Regions from separate parts of the Mus musculus genome. Here region 1 is linked to region 2. The links are chromatin contacts, found by Hi-C or POLR2A ChIA-PET in ENCODE. All regions are on one chromosome and are shown on one strand. The core of a region is the stretch at or near the end of the contact, and the rest is flanking DNA. Distances in the headings are between cores, read along the strand shown.

Region 1 (3,209 bases), core at 612-3,111, 44 kb before region 2:
CTCCCCTACCTTTGGATGGTGGCCTGGGGGGAGGGAGGAGTTGGGGGTGTCGAAGCATTTGAAAACCCTTATTAAAAGTAAGTCTTAAAAATCCTAAGCCTATAGTTCTGGTAAAGAGATTGGAACTCTGGGAGATAGTCAGGGATTCGCCTGGGACTCTGAGGAGGTCAGACATATGAAACCGAGGAGTGGTCATTGCCATGTGGAAGACATAGAATATTTTGAACTGGTTAATATAAAATATGAGCTTGTTGGGGAACAAGCTGAAGCTTATGGCTTAGGCATTTACTCATAAATAGATAAGCCTCCGAAGTGTTTTTGGGGGAACTAGGGTGCAGGAAGAAAATCTGAGGTTACAGGTGAGAGAGAAAAAAATGGTTGAAGACAAGAGACAAGAGAAGAGGAGATGGAAGGAGAGGAGGGGAGGGAGGGGGAGAGGGGATGGGTGAGAGGGAAAGGAGAGGAGAGGACATGGAAGGAGAGGGAAGGAGGGGAGGAGAGGAGAGGGAAGGAAAGGGGTTGGGGGTGGGGAGCGGTCCGTTCTCTTCCAGTTTCATAGATGAGCAGCACCACTAAACCGAAGCAGGATACAGGAGGGAGAATGAAGAGTACAAAGTCCTTTGTGCCTAACAGAGTCATAATAGGTCCCTCCCCGGCAATTACACAGCGGGATATCACAGTCACCTTGGTACCACTTTCCCTGGTGCTTTCAATTCAATTCAAGGAAGTTCCAATTCCTTTGCTTGAGCTGTGGCTTACTGTAAAAGAAATACCTGGAAGCATAGAGCCAGAGTTAACCCTTCTGACAGCTTACAGAAAAGGTGGCAACTGACCCCAAAGTCGTTGTCACAGGTGGAAACACACGGGACTAGCAGCGACCTCATGTCACCAAAGCACTCAGGCTTGCAGGCGACTTCCTTGGGGAGACAGTGCCTTGGCGAAGGTGACACTTTGTCCAAGCACCAATTGCTAGTTAGCGGAGCGCGGCAGATGCGTAATCCCTTATCACCAGCGTGGGTTTCAACGGTTCACTCCTGTCAAGCAGACTGTCCGGAGATGAAAAATGGTGTTTAATAAACAGCAGGCAAGGGCTGAACAAATTGCTAGTCAGAAATAGTCCTAAGAGACCTGCTCTGGAGAGCAGGATCACAACGGGAGAATGGAACCAACGGTCAGAGATTTCCCACGTAAAACACTGTCTGGACTGAGAAACCATGGGCTGCAGAAACCCAGAGAGGCTGGGCACCCCAATTCTAAACGAAAATAGGTTGGGATGTCCACGGTAATCCAAGCACTTAACAGGCAGAGAGACAGAAGGATCAGCAAAGTTTAAGTGAGGCAATTTATCGTGAGATTTTTGCCTCGAAACAAATGTTTTAAAATAAAAAGCAAAAAGCTGAACACCATGGTGTGTGCCCCTGCACCCAGCACTCTGCGGGGAAGTCCATTATCGGCTACGTTCAGCACCCTCCCCTCTCTGCCCAGCACCCGGTTCTCTGCCTCCTACCCCAAAGCCCCGCACCCTACCCTCTGCATCCAATCCCCTGCACCTTGTTCTTTGAACCCAATTCCCAGAGCTCACTCACTGAACTCTGCACCCATAGGCCCTTCTCTGCCCAAAGCTCCTTGTCCTCTGCGGCCAGAGTCATGCGCCATGCTTCTGCTTCCTCAACCAAGTGCCCATCCCTGAAACCTTCTCGGGCCCAACTCAGACCACGCCCCCAGTCTCACTTTTCCTCTGCCTTCCTCTGTTCCTGGAGTCTTTCGTTCCACTCAGGATTCACTTCTGGATCCGCCCCCTGCCCAGTTCCTCCCACCGATTCCACCCATTCTTAAGCGTCTCGGCTCTGTTTGTCCTCAAGGCTGGCTTTAACTTCCTTCCTTGAGCAGAAGAGTACGCGGTGCTGGTGTCCTAGGTAAGCTTGCAGCCTCTACTGTCTGGCCCAAAGTCTCCAGCGAGGTTTGTCGCGGGCCCGCGGAGCCGCCCCGCTCTGTCATCTGGTCTGGCTAGCAGGACAGAAGGATATTGCTTTGACGGTTTCCCAGCGAGAGAGCTCTAAAGAGTGACCTCGCCTGTCTTGTACGAATGGATGTGCTCAGGCCGCCTAGAAAGCCTGGACTAGCAGCGACCTCATGTCACCAAAGCACTCAGGCTTGCAGGCGACTTCCTAAGGGAGACAGTGCCTTGGCGAAGGTGACACTTTGTCCAAGCACCAATTGCTAGCTAAGTGGAGCGCAGCAGATGCGTAATCCCTTATCACCAGCGTGGGTTTCAAGCAATTGGTTGACCTAGTTGAGAGAGGTAACTCAAAAATCTAAACCTACACTCCATTTGAATAAATTTGCTTTAAATGAGCCTTTACATTTTACAACGTCTTTTTTTTTCTCTCTCCTTGGAATAACCCTTGTCAAATTCAAATAAAATGTAGAGGAAAAAAATCTGTAATCTGTAGACAGATTTTATTCAGTGATCATTTGAAACTAGATTATTGGGACAGCAGAGAGAGAATATAACTATGGCATTTTGCTCTGTAGGGTTTGGGACAAATCGGCAATCCTGCTGCAGAAATGAAGGGCAAGGAACAAATAGAAACCAGTGTTTGTAGTCTCTGCAGGTCTTCAGGTTACCAGTGGCTCAGGTGAACCTGGATAGACCAAAGCCGAGAGTCAGTCAGCAGGACTTTGAAAATGCAATGAACCAAGTGAGACTTGAGATGGAGGACCCAGGCAACGAAGTACAGCTAAGACTCTATGCACTAGATAAGCAATGTAAGCCTGAGATCTGACATTGTTTAAAAAAAAAAAAAAAATGTGTGGGCTGGAGAGACAGCTCAGCAGTAAGTGCTTACTGCTCCTCTAAGAGGATCCAGGATTGGTTCTCAGCACCTTCAACCCTACTTTTTTTTTTCCATTTTTTTATTAGGTATTTAGCTCATTTACGTTTTCAATGCTATACCAAAAGTCCCCTATACCCCCCACCCCCCTACCCACCCACTTCCCCTTTTTGGCCCTGGCATTCCCCTGTACTGGGGCATATAAAGTTTGCAAGTCCAATGGGCCTCTCTTTCCACTGATGGCCTATTAGGCCATCTTTTGATACATATGCAGCTAAAGACAAGAGCTCCGGGGTACTGGTTAGTTCATATTGTTGTTCCACCTATAGGGTTGCAGTTAGCTGTCTCTTTTTTTTTTCCTGTTTTTATTTATTT
Region 2 (3,194 bases), core at 279-2,778:
AAGCCTGGGCTGAAAACAAAGGAAAGGACATGTTGAAGTTATATTAATACAGGAATTTGTTCCTAAAAGTTGCCTGCCTTCACCATGTAACAATATGTATGTATGTATGTATGTATGTGGGAGGGGAGGAGGGGATAGCATGTTGCCCCGACTGGCCTGGAACTCCATATGTAAACCAGGAAGGATGACCTCACACTTACAGAACTCTACTTGCTTCTTCTTCGTGAGTGCTAGGATTAAGGATGTGCAACAACTATTGCCTGCCCGACACTAAGCTCTGAATTGTGACTCTAAATATCACTTGACGGAATGTTCGTAGTTAACTGAAGCTATGGACAGTAGCTGAAACCAGAAGTAGATCGTGATCATTAAATGTCATCCTTGACAAACAAAACAAAACAAAAAAATTGGCCATTATCAAGAAAACAGGGGCTGGAAAGATGACTCCGTAGTTAAGAGCACTTTGTTGGCTGCTCTTGCAGAGGACTCCGATTTGGTTCTCAGCACCCGTGGCAGCTCACAACCATTTGGTTCTCAGCACACTCGTGGCAGCTCGCAGCCATTTGCAGTTCCAGTTCCAGGAGTGCCAACCCCTTCTTCTAGCTTCTATAGGCTCCAGGCTCACACATGCTGAGAGTAAGTGGTGCATACATTCAGGCCAAACACTCATACACATTCAATAGTAAAACTTCCCAAAATAAAACAGAAGGCAATAAAAAATGCTGACAAGGTGGGACAGAGATAAGGGAATTTTAAACCCCCCTTTCATCGTTAGTGAAAATGGAAATTAACACAGTAGTCATTGAGAAAAGCAATACCAAGATTCATCGAAAAAACTTACAACAGAACTAGGATAGAGCCAACCATCCCACTACTGAGTAATCCAAGGAAATAAGATTCTTATGTTGAAGAGACACCTGCATGCCTGTGTCCTTCAAAGCACTGTTAAAAATAGCCAGCGTATGAGGAATAAACCTAGCTAGCTGTCTAGCAACAGATAAATGGATAAAGAAATGCCACAGGCTGGTGGTATACATCTTTAATCCCAGCACTCAGGGAGCAGAGTCAGAGTCAGGCAGATCTCTATACATTCAAGGCCTGTCTGGTCTATACAGAGAGACCCTGTGCCAAAAAGCAAAAGAACTGTCCATATACACATGAGAATCCTGTTCCATCCACTTTATCATGAAATAAATCATCAGATGGATTTTTCTTTTTGGTGTGGTTTAGTTTAGTTGTGTTTTGTTTTTCTGTATGTAAGACATATGGGAGTCAGTGTCCTTTGTTTGTTTGTTTGTTTGTTTGTTTGTTTAAAGCACATGTGGTGGAAAACACTTTGGCATGAGAGCTAAGTAAGGCAGGAAGACTGGCCATATATTGCTGTTAGCCTGCAGCAGAGGGTGAGTTGCCATGTGGGCCAGTGGCTGCCTAGGCCTTGCCTGAAGCCTCCTCATTAACTAAATTGATCCCACAGCAGCGCAGGGCAGCACCTGGGTTGTTTTTCCATGCTTACGGCTCTTAGGTAACAAATAACTCCCTCCCTTCCTTCCTTCCTTCCTTCCCTCCTTCCCTCCTTCCCTCCTTCTCTCTTTCTCCTTTCTTTCTTCCTCCTCCTCTTCCTCCTCCCCCTCCTCCCCGCTTCTGTCTTCTTTTTTTTTGTTCTTGTTTCAAAGAGAGCTCCTGTGTCTCCAGAGCACCTTCCACTGTCAGCAGGCCACAGCTGTGCATTCGACAAGGCCAGCTGGCTCCCAGAAGGCAGAGTGTTCAGCAACGTCCAGAGAGAGAAGATCATCTCTAAGTTTCTCAAAAGAAGCGTTCTGAAAAGAGTGTTTGGCTCGCAGCAGCTGAGGTGGGAGGGCCCCAACTCCCAGAGAGAGGACTCCAGCTCCACCGGTCCTAGCACCACAACGTAAGTCCATATTGAAAAGTAGGCCCAAACTCAAGGTACGCTCTTCCCAGAGGGGCAGGAAAACAGCTCTATACCAGCATCCAGAGAACTAGAAGGCTTAAGAGGAACTGCACACCCAGGTTGAGCGGTAAGAGCAAAATAAAATAGGAAACATGTAACTGAGAATGTGCTCAAAGTATAACACCTTTATAGGAGGTGGGTTTCACCAATGTGTGTCTCTTGTCTGGGGAAATGTTCTCAGATATATCACTACCATCCACTGTAGGAATAAGTAGATTCAAAACAAAATTTCTTGTGTTTTTGGAATAAAATGGTAGCTACCCAAATAAGATAGCATTGTTAAGGAGGCAAACGTTGAAGGTTAATTTTGTTGTTGTGTTTGTTTTGTTTTGTGTTTTGTTTCCCCAGACAGGGTCTCACTATATAGCTCCGGCTGTGAACTCATTCTGTAGGCCAGGCTGCCCTTGAAGTCATAGAGATCTGCTTACCTCTGCCTCTCAAATACTGGAATTAAAGGCATGTGGTTCTACTCCTGGCAAACACTGAGTTTTAAAATAAAACTTTAAAGTAAAAAAAGAGAACAGAAATCCTTCAAAGTAAAAATATTTTACTCATGTTTCTTTAAAAGGAATTATACAAATACACACACAACAACATCAACAACTAGCATGCTTATGATTAGTGATCACAAAAACAAAGTCCTAAGTTGGGATGGAGAGAATCAATCAAAAGGGAGATGGGGAGGGAGGGTTGAATAAAATCAAATTATTGATCTAAAGCATATGCCAAATATCATCTGTCCACCACTGATTTGAAATGTTCCCCACTGGTCAAATGTATTATTTATTTATGGAGAGGTGTTTTGTCTACAAGCATGTCTGCACACCACAGAGGGCGTCAAATCCCTTGGAACTGGAGTTACAGTGTGTCAGTTGTCACGTGGGTGCTGAGAATCAAAACTGAACCCTCTAGGAAAGCAGCCAGTGCTCTGAACTGCTGAGCCCTTTCTCTAGCCCCTGACTGAGTATCTGAGCACCACGAAAAATGCACACTATTCAGTAGAAAATAGTGATCAGCTCTGAGAAAATGTTTACAGACAGGGATTCTGAAGCCATGCTTGCCTGCACGGTGAGTAGCAAACGGAATATGAAAGGTACCGAGAGGCCAGCAGAAATGGACATCTTTTCCCTGAAGGACAACTAAGAAATAGTGTGCTTGTCATTCCTTCCAGTAACCCAGGGTGACAGAGAGCCATGGAAGTTGAGGTGCTTTCCACAAGATCATC

What was found. A loop is a pair of places that touch in the nucleus more often than their neighbours do. ChIA-PET counts read pairs that join two places held with the same protein, here RNA polymerase II (POLR2A).
Region 1: a map of left cerebral cortex shows a loop between it and region 2 (2.8-fold over the local background). The contact joins the promoter of Eci3 here to the promoter of Fam217a in region 2. A Hi-C loop is called at or near these places in 5 of 37 maps with a recorded cell type or tissue (heart and left cerebral cortex). POLR2A ChIA-PET finds 5 or more read pairs at or near these places in 1 of 5 experiments (Patski).

What each region holds. Positions count from the first base shown.
Region 1 is chr13:34,962,461-34,965,669 of GRCm38, reverse strand. Eci3 (enoyl-Coenzyme A delta isomerase 3) reads left to right here and starts at 1,861. Exons shown (of 9, transcript NM_026947.4): 1 at 1,861-1,916. It overlaps Gm16984 (a long non-coding RNA gene), which reads right to left and starts at 1,720. Exons shown (of 3, transcript XR_873227.2): 1 at 1,587-1,720; 2 at 834-1,046.
Region 2 is chr13:34,918,326-34,921,519 of GRCm38, reverse strand. It overlaps Fam217a (family with sequence similarity 217, member A), which reads left to right and starts at 1,528. Exons shown (of 8, transcript NM_027967.1): 1 at 1,528-1,909.